2 separate regions of the Homo sapiens genome follow, and region 1 is linked to region 2. A link is an interaction called in ENCODE POLR2A ChIA-PET data of the cell type or tissue named here. Cell type or tissue: Panc1. All regions are shown on one strand. Links, peaks and the distances in the headings refer to the core of each region. The heading gives the core; the rest is flanking DNA. Region 1 overlaps LRIG3-DT (LRIG3 divergent transcript). Region 2 has its middle 340 kb from the start of LINC02403.

Region 1 (10,279 bases), core at 998-8,997, 620 kb after region 2:
TTGGACCTACTGGGTTTGATATAGAGCAGTGTATTCTACGTGGATTTCTCAATCAGGCCATTGGAATGTGGACCTGGAGCTGTGAGAAAGGTTAGGACTACAGATTTATAGATCTTGAAAAAAAAATCAGAAATATGGTGCCAGTGATTTTAAAGCTCTACACAGGGCTCTTCACATAACTAGCAAAATGAAAGCTGGTCCTTCTCTCAGCAAAGTGGACTGTGCCCTCCACTGAATATTTAGAACTTTCCTGTCTTAGATGCTGATCTCTCTTTCTGTGTTTTTTGTTTTGTTTTTGGGTTTTTGTTGTAGTGTTTTTCAGCACACATGCGAAAGTTCAGTAATCTTAACTCAGCGGTCATAGCTAAATCTGAAACTGAATAATGTATGGGTGTGGTGCTGTTTACTGGAACAAGTGGTTTATTTTATTGCCTAAATTTCAAATCCTTTAATATGTTTCCTAAGAAGTCATCTGATTTGGAAAATTATTGCAAAAATAAAACTGAAGAACAAGAACTAAACCTATGTCAGCCAGTTGAAGTGAATTATTCTGTATCTGTTTTTCTAGAATACATTTACTAATAGGAAATCAGTGTCTACCAATCTATACTAAATAAGTGTTGAACAAATATTTAAGTTATTAGTTTGAAGATGTGCTAGCATTGTAGCCTGCATGCCTGAGTCCTGCTCTTGATAGGGAGAAAAGAAAGAAAGAAAGAAGTGAATGAAATGAATAGTAGCCCACAAAGGAAGTTCAAGGAAAGGACTGTTTTTATGTTTTTTGAAGATGGGAGACCTCACATCAGCAAACAGCATTACAGCTATTGTCACATCCCAGATGTTTATTGTGTGGAATTAATGGCAGCAATGAGTGGAAGTGTTTTAGGCTTACTTTAACGTCACAACCCCCAGACTATGGATAAGCTGAGAGGCTTCACAGATCATCCTTTGAGAACCACCAGTCTGATGGCATCAACATTGACCTTGATGTCAAGGGACTCGCATTCTTGTTATGGTTCTGTCTGTGGCTAACCATATGTCCTGGGGAAAGTCATTTAGCGTCTGCTTTGGTTTCCTGTCTGAATACCTGACCCTTCCTGCTTTATGGGGATGTTGCAAAATGAGTAGAGAGAGGGTATGAGAGAATGCTTTGTATTCTTATAATAAAGGTGCTCTGTGATTCTAAAGGATTATTATTAATTCATCCAGAATAAAGAGTATAAACTAAGCTGAACAATAAATAGACCTGATGAAAGTGCTCACAGTTTCCTGCTTTGCATAACACACATCTCTGCCTTGGCTGCTGTTAGCACCAAATGATTCCAGCTACTTGTTCCAAATGTTTAATCAGTGATTTTCTGTGATGGCACATTTGGTAATGTTTAAAAGAATGTGCATAAAGATGAAACAAATGTTATCTGGGACAAGTTGATCCAAGGATAGGAGTTTTATAATTAAGAACAGTATTTTACGCACCACCACCACCACAAGCACCCAAACAACTGATTAAACGATGGAACAGTAACCAAGTGCAACCTGATGTTGGATTAAGATTAGCTCCATAAACAGCCAGCAGCAACATGTTAGCCTACAAAGGACTGAAGAATCTTGTGGCAAATCTTTAATTTGTGGCTAATGACTTAATCGATCTCATGCAATTTCAAAGTCAGAAAAATTTGAGGAAACAAATATATGAGAGGTTGAAGACCCAAAAATACAAGCCTTGCAACTTAAACCCTCAGCAGTTAAATTTATATTTAACAGTGATTAAGTATTGGGATCATATAAGGGGCCATAATTTCATCAGGAGGCATGAAAATGGCTATGTTCACTTTTTTAACTGAACTAAGCAGATTTAATGTTTTCCTAAGAAAGGATGCGAAATTCAACTGTTAGCAAGTCACAGATTATTCTAGTTGGCTTATGGTGGACTAAATAGAAACTTATTTTTAAGGGAGTGAATAAAAACATTTTTATTGGATACTTTCTATACTATCCCTGAATCTAAAAGTTTGTGATTTATAGGTTAACTATCCAAATTATATAAATATGAAAATTTTCTCCCTAAACTAGTTCATTAAAGAGTTAAAATGAAATTAACAATCTGACTCCTGCCTTCAGTTTAGCTTCATCTCCAGCTGCTCCTAAGAAGCCCAGCCATCAAGCCAACTGTGACAAGGTTTCTGAAGCTGCCGTGATTTTATAGGGGGTTGCCTCTGCCTGGAATGCCCTTTTCTTCCCCTGTCTGGCTAACTCCTGCTCAGGCTTAGAGAATCAAATCATCATTGCTTCATCTGTGAAGACCTCCACAAGCCCACTCTCACCATCTCTGCTGCATCACAAATGAGGTCTGTCCTCTTCCTTTATGTTCCCAGAGCTTTATACATTTGTCTTTATTTTACCCTGTATTGACTTTTCTAAACTTGCCTAGCCTCCCAACCCTATAAAGCTAGAGATCAATAAGCTATATTTTCAGTTTTTGATCAACCTTCTTCTCTGTCTCTATCACACACAGTTTCCTTCTGCAATTTTCATCTCACTTTCTTCTAGATCTACCCAGTATTGCAGACTTTGGGCTTGTTTCTTCACCTTAGTGTTCAATTTAGCCTTTGAATCACTTGATGCATTTAACTCAATTTCACTCTGAAGTGGATCTTTCTGCTTCAGTCCACCTTCATTGTGATTTCCTAGTCTAGCCTGAACTCTCACCTCTAGCACCTAAATCTACCTTGGATCTACTCGAATCCCAGTAGGATAGGGATGGAGGTAGAAAAGGCAGCTAAGGCATAGCTATAATAGCTAGTTACTTGTCTGTCTTCTCCAATTGACTACAAGTTCTTTGAGGGCAGGACTTTTGTTATTTTAATCTTGGCATCTAGAGGATCTGGCACAGTTCCTAGTACATCGTAAATGCTTGATAAATATTTATAGAATATATACAATTTATGTATTTTTAAAATTACTAAAAGGGAAATAAAATTTATTTATTTGCCACTTATTAATTTTAAAATAAATACATAAGAATTATTTGTTTTATTAAATAAATAAATAAGCTTCATTTATTTGCCATTTATTAAATGACAAACTTGGAGCATGGTATTACTTTGATATTTTAATCACTCCATTAGGAAATGTATTCTTCAACCAGGACAAAGTACGTTTATTTACAAGGAAGCCAGATGAAAGTATATAGATATATTGGTCCAAATGAAGCCCTCCTCTTTCTTCTCTCTGTTCTTTGCCAATGCAGGGGCATTTGATAGCTCTGAGAAACCTACTTTGAAAGCCTACTAGTTATCTAGCAGACTGATTTTCCTGTTTTTTAGTTCTTTATTTGTAACCTGTCACCATCTAGAATGGGGAACTCCAACATGAAGGCTGGCCTCTGGTTTACTTGCTGAGGAGACTAGAATCTGGCCCACAAATTCAGATCCTTCGCTGGCTTACTATTCCCTGTGAACTAAGTTCCTAGATAGCAGTGTCCACCATGCTGATCACTTATATCCCCAGCATTAAGCACAATGTCTATAACACAGTAGATGCTCAATATATGTATTTGTTGAAAGAGTTAATGATAACCTCCAGGGCTCTTGTTTGCCAAACATCTCCTGCTCTGGGTCCTTTGTCATCGGCCATACCCAGCCACTGGGAGACCACTATTCCACTAGGCAAACATTGCATCCTGCACATGCACGCAGACCATCTCTGAACTTTGTATGCTGTATCTGGTGCATCTGGCTGTGCTTTCTGAGCCGATTTCTATAGTCAGTGCTCTCAGTACTGGTTCCCTCTAATGTTCTGGGTTCAAATCACAGGCTACCTATCTCTTTGTTCCCCAAGCCCAAAGTGGTTCATTAACATCTCTTGTCTGTGATACTCTTTTTGATACTGAACATCTCTTAGCACCCAACTGGCCCACCAATGCTGGCTGAATGGAATTAAATTTAAATTTGCATGGCTGCGTGCTCCTCTCCCTGTGTTCTCAGGGACGGTGCTCAGAGGCCCTCTGATGAGATGGGAGAAGAACCTGTCATGGGCTAGGTTCAGGCCTCTGCATGCTGCTTGTGCAATCTTACAGATTCTTCATAAGCTTTGGGATAGGCCAGTTCAACAGGAACCCATGTCCTTAATAGGAAGTTATGAATTTTAACTAAGGTTAAGATTAAATTAATAATACATTAAACCAGATCTGCTTCCTAATTATCATTCTAGGTTGAAGCAAGTTTTTAGAAGTGAGGCAAAGTCAATGATTTCATTCAGATTTTGGATAGCCAGAATTCCAGGAGACCCAGACTCTTCCCTCCCACCTCCCTTCCAAGTCACTCCCTGCTGAAATAAGCCATGGCGGGAAAAGTTGTATTGTCTGTTTTGATATAATTTTTAGATCTCTTCTTCCTAAGTTCATTAAAGCTTTTTTTCCCCCTCCTGTAACAGTACGTTGTTAGCCTTGGGGTTCTGGCCAAGTTCCAATTTGAGCAATTAATTTTATTTCAGTGCTCAGCCCTCCCTGAAGTTTCAGACAGGAAAGGTGCGTTCTTTGTCTTCCTCAGCAAGTCACTCCTGATGGTGAAGCAGCTGTTGCTGCCTTCCCAGAGGAGAGAAGGTTGAGAATTGGTGAGAAAGCTTCCTGGCTCTTTGAGGGAGCTGCTTGCAGAGTGATCTGGGACAAAAGGCATCCTTGGGAATGTGAGGCTTTTTTTCTTTTTTTTTTTTTTTTTAACTACAGCAGTCTCCAAGCCATCCATCACTCCTCTTTTGAACCACTGGCTTAGCACAGAACAAAATGGGAAGTGATTGTGTTTTCTTGAAGAGCTGTTTCTGAATGTGATGGCTTCCTTTGAAGCCCAGTCAAAGGGATGTTTTTATTTTGTTTTTGTTTTCCTGAAATCCCACCAGTTTCCCTCACCTCCTACAAGACCTCACACCACAGCCTACCATCATGCCTGATACCTAAGTAGCTGCCTTCACAGCTAACAAAAGACAAAGAAAACACAGATGCAGATTATTCTAAAGGAGTAAGTTAAAGAAATGAAAGGGGCTTCCTTTTTAAGTTCAAATAGCAAAAGCAACTAATATACTTTGGAAAGCACACGCGATAACACAACACCCAAATTCACTTGGAGAGGTTCCCTGTGACATGCTCTAACAAGTCAGAAATTCAGTAAGTGTAGTTATATCCTGCAAGTGATTTTGAAAAGGTGTAGAGAATAACCCTTTCTAGATGCATACTCTATGTTTTACTTGGCCCAGACAACAGTGTTTGATGGAATGATAATTGGATGTTGATGAAAAACATCAATCATCATTGCATTGTGACTTGAGTTATATTTGTTTAATGTTAAACTTTCAGTTGTGAAATAAACCATTCCGGCTGGGGAACAGATGATTTTGTTTCTAAAACTTCATTCTTTCACTTATTAGGCAAGAGTGAGTCATTCCTTATAACAACTGGGCTTATTGAAAATTCCAGAATTACTCACACAGGTTTGAAGCATTTTTCATGTAAAGAAAACATCCTTTTTTTTTTTTGGTTGCTGACTGTAACTATCCTTTCTAAAGCTCATGGTTCTGGTACAGCCCTATTGCTAATACTGTTATTGTCCAGGCATGCTTTATGTATATTTGTATTCTTCCAAAACAGGTCATCTATACTGTTCTGGGATCAACTACCTTTGTATTCATTTCTTAGTGGCCAATGTCAGCCTCACAAACATACATCTCTACATGCAAACAACTGGTTGCACTCAGCTCCCTCCCAGGTTTAGCCACAATGTAGGAGAAACACTATCTCCTCACCATTTCATTCTTTCCCTTCCTGAGTCATTCCCTGTGGGGAAGCACCAACAAATCCTCACTCTTGTTTTCACCAATTACAAGTCAGTTAACGTTTTATCCCATAGATCACTCTCACATATAAACACTCTGCCTTTGTCAGTTGGTTCTGGATTCCCTACCATGTCCTTACTCCTTTTCCACCATCCAGGGAAATCATTATCTCCATCATTCTATTCACTGCATCATCAGGGATCTTATCTCAGCCTGAAAGTATAAATCTGTTCTTAAATATCTCCCTCACCAGACTGTAAGCAACAAGAGTGAAGTGTTCCCATCTTCATTTGCTCACTGCATAATTTTTTTTCCCTTTTTCCAGTGCCCAGCCTGGAAAATGATAATATTTATTAGATAAAAAAACCACTAGAAAAGCTTCAGGGACTTTTAACTTTCATTACGAAATATACCTTTCTTTCAAGCACCAATAATCAAGATGTTTAAGTTGCATGTAGGAACACAACTTTAATTCCTCATTTATTTAATTTTTTATTTCCTATGTTGCATTAATTAGACATGTGGCAACAATATGATTTCTTTTATTTTTTTTTCATTGAGATAGACATATTTCTGTTACATAGTGTGGCTGTCTTGGTTTTTGTGAACTACTTGGAATGTAACTACAGTCTCTAACATCATTTTAGTGTTGAAAGGAGACTTATTGAGTCGGGCATCATGCTAAGTACTTTTGCACATTTTAATCTATTTCATCCTCACAATAGCTATGTAAGGTTAATATTTTTTATGATCATTTTACAGAAAAAGAAATTGAGGATTGGAGCGGTCAAGTGGCTTGCCAAGGTCACACAGCTAGTTAATAAAGTTGTCAGGAAGATCTGCATGACTTTAAAGCCCATGCTTTCCCTGTTATATGACCTGAATTTTAAATACATGTTTTGAGAACAAGCAAAAAAGACATCCTAATTAAGTTCATTTTGGATTAGTGGGATCAACCTTCTAATGAAGCAAACAATAAAAGCTGCACAGCTCGGTCAACAGTTGAACTAAAACTTTTGTTCACCAGATTGACCATTAGTTTGCACTGACCAAATTAAATATAATGTAGTGTGGAAGTATTAATAGCTACAGCCATGTTTAACCAAAAATATGACAGTCTATTATAAGTTTGTCAATTGAAACCAAAAATGTAAACTTTATGATGTCGAAGGTCAAAGGCTGGGGCTAAGGGTGTCAGATGTCTGAGAGAGTCTCTAGAACCACAGAGAACAGAGTCCCTGTTTAATATTAATATTATCCAGTAATGACCCTAAGTATTAGACAATGGGAAATGTGTCGAAAAATATGGAAGTCACATGAAGGCAATTTAGCTACTCCAACTAAATTGAATCATTTCTGCAGAGTGGTAATTTTGATGGAATACCAATCATACAATGGGTCTCATCCCACAATACGTTAAAAGTGCTGCCTGACAGTTTTCAAATAGAAAGTTAAGTACCATTCTGCTCCTGAATGCAGTCTAAATTTTAATACCTTAAAAAGCAAAAAGCAAAAATACAGGTGTGGTAAGCAAGAATACTTTTTGTGGGGGTGGGACTGCATGACACAAGATGTTTAATAATTAAGTTGATTGGATTTTGCAACTTCCCATAAGGTATTTTGGCACTGTGCACTAATCATTACACACAGAATGTATTTGTTTAGAGAAAACAGCTCACAGATTCATTTCTTTATTTAGGTATGTACCGAGAAACATTTTGAATGGTCAAACTAAGACTTTATTTACATAGTTATATAATTTTCTTTCATCTTGGGATTTCAAAGAGCTTTGTGATGTTGCGTTTCGAGTTGATTAAGCCTCACAGCTTCACTAAACACTGTATTATAATATTACAGATGAACAGAAGAGGCAGAATTTCAGTTTCTTGGGTGGATTTTCTTTATGTTTGAAATTAGCTAATGAAGAATGCATGATGCTACATATAAAGATTTTCGTTTTTTTTTCTAAGATACAGTTTTTGCTTTGGGATAATTTTAGATTTAGAAAATGTTGCAAAAATAGTACATAGTTTTAATACATTTTACCCAGTTTCTCCTAATGTTAACACCTTATAGAATTGTGCATAATTCCTCATTTATTTAATTTTTTGGGTGCATTACTACTAAATGGGTACATTACTACTAAATATGCTACTGACTTTATTTGGATTTCACCAGTTTTTCCATTAATGTCTTTTTTGTGTTCTGGGATCCAACCCAGGATTTCACCTTGCATTTAGTCCTCACATCTTCTCAGTCACCTTGGGTCTGTGACAGTGTCTGAGACTTTCTTTATTTTCATGATCTTGGTAGTTTTGAAGAATACTGGTCAGATATTTAGAAGAATGCCCCCCAATTTGGGTTTGTCTCATGTTTTTCTCATGGTCAGATTGGGGTCATGGAGTTTTATGAAGTACTGTGACCTACCACCACTGGCGACGTTAACCTTGATTGCTTGTTTCATGTAGTGTTTTTCAGGTCTTTTCACTGTAAAGTTTTTCTCCTTTCCCCACTGTATACTTTGTAAGAGGGTCACTAAGTCCTAAATGCAGCCCAGACTCAAGACAGGAGAGATGATTAAACCGGCATAGGGAGTATCTACATATCTTAATCGGAATCCTTTCATAAAAGACATTTGTCCCTTCCTTTTTTATTTTACTAATTTATATCAGGATAGACTCATTTATATTTATTTTATATTTTGGGTTATAATCTAATACCACATTTTTATTTTATTGCTCAAATTGTTGTATATTTGACTATTGGAAGCTCTTTCAAAATGGCTTCTATGTAAAAGCTTGTTTTTGAAGTATTTATTCTTTTAAAAAGTCTACTCCAGTTTATTGTTATGCACGCATACATTCCACCAATATTCGGGGGAGGGGCAGGGTTTACAATGCCAAAAGTAATGTGCCAAGAAAATATCAACCTATATTTACTGAACTTGTATTATTTGCCAGGTGTTTATAGACATTATCTCAATTAATCTTTAAAGCAGTCCTAGAAAGTATAATACATTCCTTTAAGACATGAGATAACTGAGGTTTGGACATTCTAACCAGGCTCCCAATTAGTAAGTAGCAGAGAATTTTAAAGGTATTTTATCCTTTGTAGATAATAAACAGCATTTCTAATGGAAGGTGGTATATTTTAAGAGATTTAAGAATATGATAATTAAGAGGAAGTGTAGTGGGAAAGCATATCTTGGCATCAAACAAACCTAGGTCCTCTCAGTTGTTAGAAATTTCCAGTTTCCCTCATCCCCACCGTGATTCCTGGTATACTTTTCCAGCATCTGGTTATACTAACCACAAAAAATAGGTTACACATATCTATTTGGTTTACGGTTGTATAAATTCATTTTTGTCTTATGCCCCTATTTTTGTTTTATACCTGTATTTAAAAATATATATTTTAGCTACTGCTTTTCAAATGTAGTTTACTACAGGGCATTGAAATTTGCCAGCATCTGCTTCTCTGTTCCTAAGAATGTCCTATGCCCGCATTAGCCATCGAATGGTCGTGCATAACTCATGAGTTTCTTGAGAAGAGTTAGGATAATAATCAATTTGCCATCTCCATTTAGCACAGCCACCCTTACCACACAGTATACACACACATACACACAAACACAGGCCTGCAAACACAATTGCAAATGAAGCTCTATTTTGGCAAAAGCAGACAGCAGAGTTATGGGGGGAAGGTCGAACCCTAGAAGTAAGAATTGATGGGCAAAAAGTATTATGCATAAATAAAGGATGCTTAATTAATATTTTGTTTGTTCCGGAGTATGAGAAAAACATGGCTTATATTAAAGCAAAAGGGATTTCAGTTGGATGTAAATAAATAAAGAAGAATCACTTACAAAACTGGGAAATTGGAATATAAAGCCCTCACAGTAAGAAAATAAACTAGCCTTGATGAGGTGTCATCAAGAACATCGTTGTTTTTCAAAGAATGGCCAAATTTAAATAATTAACTAAGTAAATAAATAAGACCACCTATTATGTGCCAGACCATTTCTGGGACTTCGGAGATAAGATGAAGAGTAGTGTTTGCGTTAAGGAGGCATGAAAGTATTTCCTGAAATCACAAGTGTCAATAGAAAATTGACACACACAAACAAAATTTTACCCTGAATTTGAATATATGTCTCAATCAGCATGTAGTAATATTCAGTAATTGTGAAGAAGGTAAGTCACATGAGAAGAACACTTAAATATATTAATTTCCAAACGCAACTGCTTATCAACATTATATTACTGACATCTGTCACTGATGCAAAGGACTATGCCGACGCTGGGTTTTCTGTGTGATGTGGGCACCAAATGACAGAGAACTGACATCCAGCAACCAGCTCTCCACTTTCCAGCTGTAAGAGAAGTACATATCGTCACAGTGTGGCTGGCAGTGAATGTAATCATTGATACAAAGCATGGCACTAGGAACTGGC
Region 2 (10,279 bases), core at 1,500-9,499:
ATTTTAACATTTACCCAGTGTCAGGCACTAGACTATGTACAAGTGACTCCATAGTAAAGAGACATTCTTATACCTGGTGGAGGATGATCCTTTAAGCAGAAAAGGTGCTTTTATATGGCAACATTCTAGGTTATCTAAGTAATCTGGATATTTTTAAGGAAGCATTTCATTTACTGGCTCACTGAGTAAATGCTGGAGTTTCCCTAGTGAATCTTGCCAGCACATGTGGGGAAGAGCAGCTGAGATGTGCTGATCTATAGAGCATTAGACCAGGAGTGGACCTTTCCAACACTCAGTATTTTATTTCTCACATTATATAAAACAGGGCGTTTTGTAAGTTTGATTGTATAAAGAAGTAGGTTAAAATGGAAAAACACAAACAATCCACAATAAAATATGTTTGCTAGGCAAATAAGAGGATATTGTTCTGTAGATAGCTCTAATGGAAAATAGAAGAGGTGTTTTAAAAACATTCATTACAAAAATATGTATTGCCTTGGAAACCACATAAAAGAAATTAGTGACAAAAACCAAACTCAAATGTGGTAAAAAGAAGAAAATCATACAGTAAATCAAAATTTGAAAGATTCACCTTTAAGGCTGGAGTACAAGATAAAAGTAGAAGAAAAAAGCAGGTGAAAGAAAGAGCGATTAGTCCTTTTGCCCAGGGTAACCTCACATGTGAACATTTATCCAAAACAAACACTGAACATTCATTTGTGCTACTAAATGATTTTTAGAAAGAAAATCTTCCAGCAGGAGCCAAGTTCCTCCAACCTAGATTCATATCTGCCACGTATCATTCCCCGGGGCAGAATGTGGTCTAGTTCTCCCCTTTACTGTGGAAAACACCCTGTTGCTGATCCGTGCAACAGCTCTCAAAGATACTTTAATCATTTCCATCAAGGGCCAATGGTCCAGTTAAAAATTGGCTCAATATGTGCACAGTTGTAGCTGTCTTTTAACTGAGAGTTTCAGTTAGTATTCATAAATTTATGCATATACACATTAAAAATTCTTGGTTTCTGATTATCCAGTTATTCCCTTTCCTCTTCCCTAGGATGTTATTCAGAATGAGTTGTTACAGATACCGTTAGCCCAGGGAAGGACTGCAATTCTTTCAATGTCTAAATCCCCAAATCTAAGATTCATTTATGTATTATGAGCTTGCGGTTTAGCTTCATCTCTGCTGTAGGTGTACAGTACCTTCATTAACATAAATATTATAGCAGCATAAGCTCTATTGCCTTATTTAGTAGATGTTTTGTACGTTGTGTGTGCAGAATTGACATCATCCCAAATGCTATCAATGTCAAAATGACAGAAAAGGATGTAGAGCGTCCTAAAAATGGACACAATGAGTACCATTCGCTGTGTATTAGTTAGGTGTTGGTTGTAACAGAGACAAGATAGCAGTGGCTTAAATAAGACAGATATTTCTGTCCCATATAATCTTGGGGACAGGCTGGAGGCCGGGACTGACAGGTAGGACAATTAGCAGTCATTGCCACCATCTAAAATGGTCATTTATATTCCACTTAAAGGAGATGTTCATTCATTGTGCTGAATCAACACGAGTTAGTGTACAATGTATGGCCAGGTTTCCTGGTTCATGGTGGTGCAAGCTAAAATCACATAAAAAAATGAAAGCAAACAACAAATAAAACAACATATACCGGCATTAATAAGTTTGTTTGCTGCTGCTTATCTGTTTTCCTACCACACTAAATAAATTGTGAACTTATAAAATGCATGGTGATGAGTTAATTAATAAAGCTCAATAACACACAGGGCCAAATTAGCACTCTTAGGCTAAATGGGGCTCAAAGCAGTAATTACTAGAAATTTTTGAGTTGTGATAAAACCACTGACATATATAAACCTTTGAATTGTGTTATTAATCATATCATATGATAATTTTTAAAACCTACACATTCTATCATAAGTAGAATAAAACCTGTGAAAAGTTTTCAAGTGCAAAATTTAAATTTTGTTAATGATTTATTTAAAAAATACAAAATGTACATTTTAGGATTATTCTAGATGTAATTAAGGGTATAAACAGAATCTAAATATTTAAGATCAAATCTGTATAACAAATTAAACTAAGATTTTAAATCCCATCTATGACCAATGATTAGCAATGATCAGAATGATAGAGAATTTTAAAAAAGTGATTCACGGGCTCTACCCTTGGAGATTCTGATTTTGTGGATCTGGTGTAAGGCTTAGGAATGTAACTGCCCAGTGGGTTCACCTTGCCCGCTGCCCAGGCAGAGCCAATTTACCAAGACAGGGGAATTGCAATGGAGAAAGAGTAATTCATGCAAAGCCAGCTGTGTATGGGAGATCAGAGTTTTATCATTACTGCAGTCAGTCTCCCCAAGCATTGAGGATCAGAGTTTTTAAGGATAATTTGGCAGGTAGGGGCTCCGGAAGTGGGGAGTGCTGATTGGTTAGGTGGCAAATGGAATTATAGTGGGGTTGAAGTGAGTTTTTCTTGCTGTCTTCTGTTCCTGGGTGGGATCACAGAATTGGTTGAGCCAGATTATCAGTTTGGGTGGTGTCAGCTGATCCACTGAGCACAGGGTCTGCAAAATATCTCAAGCACTGATCTTAGGTTTTACAATAGTGATGTTATCCCCAGGAGCAATCTGGGGAGGTTCAGACCCTTGCTGCCTGGCCCCTAAACCGTAGTTTCCAATCTTGTAGCTAATTTGTTAGTCTTACAAAGGCAGACTGGTCCGCAGGCAAAACGGGGGTCTTTTTGGAAAAGGACTATTAACACTTTTGTTTCAGAGTCAAACTATAAACTAACTTCCTTCCCAAGGTTAATTTGGTGGACACCCAGGAATGAACAAGGACAGCTTAAAGCAAGATGGAGTTGGTTAGGTCTGACTTCTTTCACTGTCATAATATCCTCAGTTATAATTTTTGCAAAGTCAGTTTCAGGAGCTTGCATTTTTAAAAAGCTTTCCACATGATAGAAATCTCTGGTATAGGTAATTTATTCAGGAGCACAAATTTACATCAGAATAATGTCTGAGATATTTGAAATATTAGATGTTCTAGAAAGTGTTTTTAGATTCTTTCCATTAAAAAAACTCTGATATTGTTAGTATTTTGGCAAATAAAGTTCTTCTTGCTATTTAATGGCATTTATGAACCTGTGGCTAAAACAGATCACTTACAGATAGTAGATTCTTGTGTGGCTACTCCCACTATTTTTATTACATGGCTACAGAGCTATCTCATTATTCAATGCAATCAAACCTTATGTCAGTAAATGGAAATATGTGGATTTTAAAATAGAGGATTTTACTCCCCACACTCAGTCTAATGAAGCTAGCAGTTTAAAAATCCAAAAATTATAAAGTGAAATGCTCCTTCCTCTTCGGATGATATTCCTGAACTCCAATAGACAGTGTTGGGCCCAAGGTCGTTGTCCACCCAGTGGTTTGATGAAAAAATCACTGACATAAGGCAGATTGATTAGTTGGAGAAAAGACACACAAATTTATTTAATGTGTATGCATGGGAGCCTTCAGAATGAAGACCCAACCTCGCAATGAGGTACAGAAACTTGCAGAAAGAATGGGGGGTTGGATGGACAGAACAGGTTACAGGAAAGGGAGAAGAGGAATTCTACTAACCAGCAATAAATGATTACTAGGGAGAAGGACTGGATCCAGGGAAACAGAAATTAACTTGCAAATATTTCTGTTTGAAATTTAAATGATCCTTGGAGACAGTCATTATCTTATTGAAAAAAGGGGTTTGTTCAGGTGTAGTTTCATTCTTGGTCATCTTTTCTGTAATGGCCACAGAGGGGAACAAGAAAAATTGTTCTCCTTGGAGGTCTGGATCTTAGGCAGATAAAGGAACTTCAATGTCTAGGAGAGGTCATAGAGACCTTGAAGGTTTCTTCAGTGCAGCATGTCAAAAATGCCATATTTGGGGGTATTGTTTCTGAGCCCCAACAATAGCCTTTGTAGGAGAACAGAATATGCCACCCTAAAATATGCCTTTTTGGCATAAGGGTTATTTTGAACTAATTATTTTGAGAAATGGCAGACACATGAGAAACTCTGAAAACAGAGTTAAAGCTACCCTTTTTGCGAGGGAAATTAACATCTATACAAAAAATCTCAATTTGTAAAGCTATCTCTCTGTCTGTCTGTCTCTCTCTCTCTCTCTCTCTCTCTCTCCCTGCCCCCCAACCCCTAGCCAAGAAGAGATGTATGATTATAAATCATTTAAGACTCTTATCAATGGAGAAGGCACCCACTTAAATCTGCATAACAAACTTTTCTCTTATTTACTATGCTTTTCCCATACCATTCTTTCTTTCTTTCAGTGGTAGATTGTCTGTAAACCCAAGTCTAAACCATCTCTTTGAGATTTAGTGATTTCTCTAGATAGCTCCCATGTATACATGAGGTTACATGTTAATAAAATTGTGTGTTCTTTTCTTATCAATCTGTCTTTTGTTATAAGGGCCCATTCAACTAAAAACTATGAAAGTAAAGAGAAAATCCTTTTTCCTGTCCTACACCTTAAATAGGGAACATATGACTAAAAATATTCAGTCAAAAAGAATTTTTCTGAATTGATGCTGAGTTTCTGTCAAGAAAATTTGTGGATACCATACAAGGGAAAAAATGGGAACATAAAATTCTCACTTTCTGGTGCATAAAGCAGTGGGTTCATTTGTTAATATGGCTTTTAGTTTCATTATCAAAATTTGAACTTTTATGGTACATTAGCTGAGCTATTTCTAACATTCTTCTGAAAATGAGAAGATTCATGTCAAAAATTGGCTGTGACATATTTCTAATAAACAAATGGATAAGTGACTATCAGCTGCCTCTGCAATTCCTACTGACTTGAAAACTGCTTACTTTGAACCATTCAGGATAATTCTAGAAAGTTATAATGATTTTCTGGGAACATGCAAATAATGAAAGTCTGAGAAGTGATTACATTACCATAGTTTTACTCTGGAACTTGGCATAATGAAACTGAAACTTTTGTCAACAGTTAAAAATATTTGAGATTCGCTGAAGCAATCTAGTGCTAATGTCTGGAGTTGACTTTATAATTGAGACAATATGAGCCCTACTGAATGCAGTTATTGTGATAGAAAGCTAATCTAAAGAAAGTAGGAACACAATAGACTGCACACATTCTCAACCAGTTTCAATTTGGTATTTCAGTTTTAACAGTAAAGGTATCAGACTGCTGAATATTTTATTGTTGTGTAACCACCAAGGATACTGTGTAGACAGGTAAGATATTTTAATTTTCCCTCCTCTGGTGAATACAAGACCCATCAATGTCAGGAGTGGCACAGTGCAGCTATAAAGTAATATTTTCTTTTGCATTCCAACAGCAGAAAACATCTCTGGCTGCCAACAGTATCTGTATTTAAATTCTTCAGAATCACAGTTTCTTGTTCTTGCAAAGGACACACATTAGGGCCTGAATGGCCTTTGAAACTCATCTTATTTGTATTTGAGTGAGGGCTAAATTATATATCTTTTCCACACTAGGAAGAAAGAAAGTGGATTAAAGAAGAAAGATAGCTGTTTGAAATGCACAATGCCTTTACTAGGAACTAAAGGAATTGCATTCAATGGAAGCTGAATTTCAGACTAGTAAATGTGTTGGTAATCCTCTCTTTGTTTACTGAAAATGAATCACTTCTCAGTTTCTGAAAGGAAACAAAGAAATGTGCCCTGTGTTTGCAAAGGCTATAAATCCTCTAGTTGAGGCCATTTCAAGCTCACTGAGACTGCTGGTAAGGTTGAGTCATGCTTTCAAGAATGCATGGTGCAGTTTCAAAAAGAAAAAACAAAATGTGTTCCGAGTCAGCAGCGTTGCTGAGCAAACTGATGGTGAGTTTTCTGGAGAATCAGCCTTCAGCTCTGTGCCCACAGTCAGGTCACCCATTTATTCCTCAGAGTCAAATGGCAAATGTGTTCGTGCTGGTAAAGGTCAGTCAACACATTCAACTCTTACCCTTGGAGAGAAAGCTGGAAACCATCTTGGACACTTCTCATTGGCTTAGGAATGTCAGCTGAACTTGGAAACCTGCCCAGACTGTATTTTGCCATGACTGGCAGAGATAGGGTCTCCCACCAACTTCTCAGAACCACACTTGCAAAGATTAACTCTTTTGCACAGGAAACACCAACTTTCTATCTGGCCACATTGCTGCCTGAGACATGGCTTCTATTCTGAAGAGCTGCCAAGAGGGAGACTCTGTATGGCTGAATAGGAACAGCTCTGGTCTGCAGTTCCCAGTGAAATCAACACAGAAGGCCTGTGATTTCTGCATTTCCAACTGAGTGTAAACAAAGCTGCCAGGAAGTTCGAACTGGGCGGAGCCCACCGCAGCTCCACAAAGCCTCTGTAGCCACACTGCCTCTCTAGATTCCTCCTCTCTGGGCAGGGCATCTCTGAAAGAAAGGCAGCAGCCCCAGTCAGGGGCTTATAGATAAAACTCCCATCTCCCTGGGACAGAACACCTGGGGAAAGGGGCGGCTGTGGGCACAGCTTCAGCAGACTTAAACATTCCTGCCCATTGGCTCTAAAGAAAGCAGAGGATCTCTCAGCACAGCCCTTGAGCTCTGCTAAGGGACAGACTGCCTCCTCAAGTGGGTCCCTGACCCCCATGCCTCCTGACTGGGAGACATCTCCCAGCAGGGGTCGACAGACATCTCATACAGGAGAGCTCCAGCTGGCATCTTGTGGGTGCCCCTCTGGGGGACGAAGCTTCCAGAGGAAGGAACAGGCAGCAATCTTTGCTGTTTGGCAGCCTCTGCTAGTGATACCCAGGCAAACAGGGTCTGGAGTGGACCTCCAGCAAACTCCAGCAGACCTGTATCAGAGGGGCCTGTTAGAAGGAAAATTAACAAATAGAAAGGAATAGCATAAACATAAAGAAAAAGGACGTCCACACGGAAACCCCATCTGAAGGTCACTAACATGAAAAACCAAAGGTAGATAAAACCACGAAGATGAGGAAAAACCAGCACAAAAAGGGTGAAAATTCCAAAAAGCAGAACGCCTCTTCTCCTCCAAAGGATCACAACTCCTCACCAGCAAGGGGACAAAACTGGATGGAGAATGAGTCTGATGAATTGACAGAAGTAGGCTTCAGAAGGTGGGTAATAACAAATTCCTCCGAGCTAAAGGAGCATGTTCTAACCCAATGCAAAGAAGCTAAGAACCTTGAAAAAAGGTTAGAGGAATTGCTAACTAGAATAACCAGTTTAGAGAAAACATAAATGACCTGAAGGAGCTGAAAAACACAGCACAAGAACTTCGTGAAGCATACAAAGTATCAATAGCTGAATCAGTGAAGTGGGTGAAAGGATATCAGAGATTGAAGTTCAACTTAATGAAATAAAGTGTGAAGACAAGAATAGAGAAAAAAGAATAAAAAGGAATGAAGAAAGCCTCCAAGAAATATGGGACTTTGTGAAAAGACCAAACCTATGTTTGATTGGTGTACCTGAAAGTGACAAGGAGAATGGAACCAAGTTGGAAAGCACTCTTCAGGATATTATCCAGGAGAACTTCCCCAACCTAGGAAGACAGGCCAACATCCAAATTCAGGAAATACAGAGAACACCACAAGGATATTCCTTGAGAAGGGCAACCCAAAGACACATAATAGTCAGATTTGCCAAGTTTGAAATGAAGGAAAAAATATTAAGGGCAGCCAGAGAAAGGTCGGGTTACCACAAAAGGAAGCTCATCAGACTAACAGTGGATCTCTCTGCAGAAACCTAACAAGCTAGAAGAGAGTGGGGGCCAATATTCAACATTCTTATATAAAAGAATTTTTCAAGCCAGAATTTCATATCCAGCCAAACTAAGCTTCATAAGTGAAGGAGAAATGAAATCCTTTACAGACAGGCAAATGCTGAAAGATGTTGTCACCATCAGGCCTGCCTTACAAGAGCTCCTCTTGAAGGAAGCACTAAATATGCAAAGGAAAAACCCATACCAGCCACTGCAAAAACATACCAAATTGTAAAGATCATCAACACTATGAAGAAACTGCATCAACTAATGGGCAAAATAACCAGGTAGCATCATAATGACAGGATCAAATTCACACATAACAATATTACCCTTAAATGTGAATGGGCTAAATGCCCCAATTAAAAGACACAGACTGGCAAATTGGATAAAGAGTCAAGACCCATTGGTGTGCTGTATTCAGGAGACCCATCTCAAGTGCAAAGACACACATAGGATCAAAATAAAGGGATGGAGAAATATTTACCAAGCAAATGGAAAGCAAAAGAAAAAAAAACAGGAGTTTCAATCCTAGTCTCCGATAAGACAGACGTTAAATCAACAAAGATCAAAAAGACAAAGAAGGGCATTACATAATGGTAAAGGGATGAATTCAACAAGAAGAGCTAACTATCCTAAATATATATGTACCCAATACAGGAGCACCCAGATTTATAAAGCAAGTTCTTAGAGACCTACAAAGAGACTTAGACTCCCACACAATAATAGTGGGAGACTTTAACACCCCACTGTCAATAATAGAGCAACGAGACAGAAAATTAACAAGGATATTCAGGACTTGAACTCAGTTCTGGATCAAGCGGACCTGATAGACATCTATGGAACTCTCCACCCCAGATCAACAGAATATATATTCTTCTCAGTACAACATTGCACTTATTCTAAAATTGACCACATAAATGGAAATAAAACACTCCTCAGCAATGCAAAAGAATGTAAATAATAACAAACAGTCTCTCAGACCACAGTGCAATCAAATTAGAACTCAAGATTAAGAAACTCACTCAAAACCACACAACTACATGGAAACTGAATAACCTGCTCCTGAATGACTACTGGGTAAATAACAAAATTAAGGCAGAGATAAATAAGTTCTTTGAAACCAATGAGAACAAAGACACAACGTACCAGAATTTCTGGGACACATTTAAAGCAGTGTTTAGAAGGAAATTTATAGCACTAAATGCCCACAGGAGAAAGCAGGAAAGATCTAATTAAAAAAACTAGAGAAGCAAGAGCAAACAATTTCAAAATCTAGCAGAAGACAAGAAATAACTAAGATCAGAGCAGAACTGAAGGAGATAGAGATATGAAAAACCTTTCAAAAAATCAGTGAATCCAGGAGCTGATTTTTTGAAAAGATTAACAAAATAGATAGACCGCTAGCCAGACTAATAAAGAAGAAAAGAGAGAAGAATCAAATAGATGCAATAAAAAATGATACAGGGGAGATCATCTCTGATCCCACAGAAATACAAACTACCATCAGAGAATACTATAAACACCTATATGCAAATAAACTGAAAATCTAGAAGAAATGGATAAATTCCTGGACACAACACACCCTCCCAAGACTAAACCAGGAAGAAGTTAAATACCTGAATAGACCAATAACAAGTTCTGAAATAGAGGCAGTAATTAATAGCCTACCAACCAATAAAGCCTAGGACCAGACGGATTCACAGCCAACTTCTGCCAGAGGTACAAAGAGGAGCTGGTACCATTACTTCTGAAACTATTTCAAACAATAGAAAAAGAGGGACTCCTCCCTAACTCATTTTATGAGGCCAGCATCATCCTGATATCAAAACCTGGCAGAGACACAACAAAAAAAGAAAATTTCAGGCTGATATCCCTGATGAACATCAATGTGAAAATTCTCCATAAAATACTGGCAAACCAAATCCAGCAGCCTATCAAAAAGCTTATGCACCACGATCAAGTCGGCCTCATCCCTGGGATGCAAGGCTGGTACAGCATATGCAAATCAATAAACATAATCCATCACATAAACAGAACCAATAACGAAAACCACATGATTATCTCAATAGATGCAGAAGAGGCCTTCGATAAAATTCAACACCGCTTCATGCTAAAAACTCAATAAATTAGATATTGATGGAATGTATCTAAAAATAATAAGAGCCATTTATGACAAATCCACAGCCAATATAATAATGGGCAAAAGCTGGAAGCATTCCATTTGAAAACTGGCACAGGACAAGGATGCCCTCTCTCACCACTCCTATTCAACATGGTATTGGAAGTTCTGGCCAGGGCAATCAGGCAAGAGAAGAAATGAATGGTATTCAAATAGGAAGAGAGGAAGTCAAATTGTCTCTGTTTGCAGATGACATGATTGTATATTTAAAAAACCCCATTGTCTCAGCCCAAAATTTCCTTAAGCTGATAAGCAACTTCAGCAAAGTCTCAGGATACAAAATCA

Evidence for each region. Peaks named below come from ENCODE experiments on the same cell type or tissue, not always from the same donor. Only the 100,000 strongest peaks of a DNase experiment are listed, where the experiment ranks them.
Region 1: POLR2A ChIA-PET joins it to region 2 with 11 read pairs; 5 of 35 experiments call an interaction of 5 or more read pairs at or near these places.

The regions. Positions count from the first base shown.
Region 1 is chr12:59,036,169-59,046,447 of GRCh38, forward strand. The region is part of intron 2 of LRIG3-DT (LRIG3 divergent transcript); the gene reads left to right. Among named protein-coding and RNA genes, the nearest start is that of LRIG3-DT, 120 kb to the left of the region's middle. In Panc1, for the core only: no CTCF peak of the experiment used is centred there; DNase peaks (open chromatin) are centred at 5,145, 5,603, 5,623 and 5,853.
Region 2 is chr12:58,419,880-58,430,158 of GRCh38, forward strand. No RefSeq gene overlaps it. Among named protein-coding and RNA genes, the nearest start is that of LINC02403, 340 kb to the left of the region's middle. RefSeq lists enhancers at 5,203-6,150, 6,155-6,234, 6,415-6,534. In Panc1, for the core only: no CTCF peak of the experiment used is centred there; a DNase peak (open chromatin) is centred at 5,872; H3K4me3 peaks cover 986 bases; H3K27ac peaks cover 5,819 bases.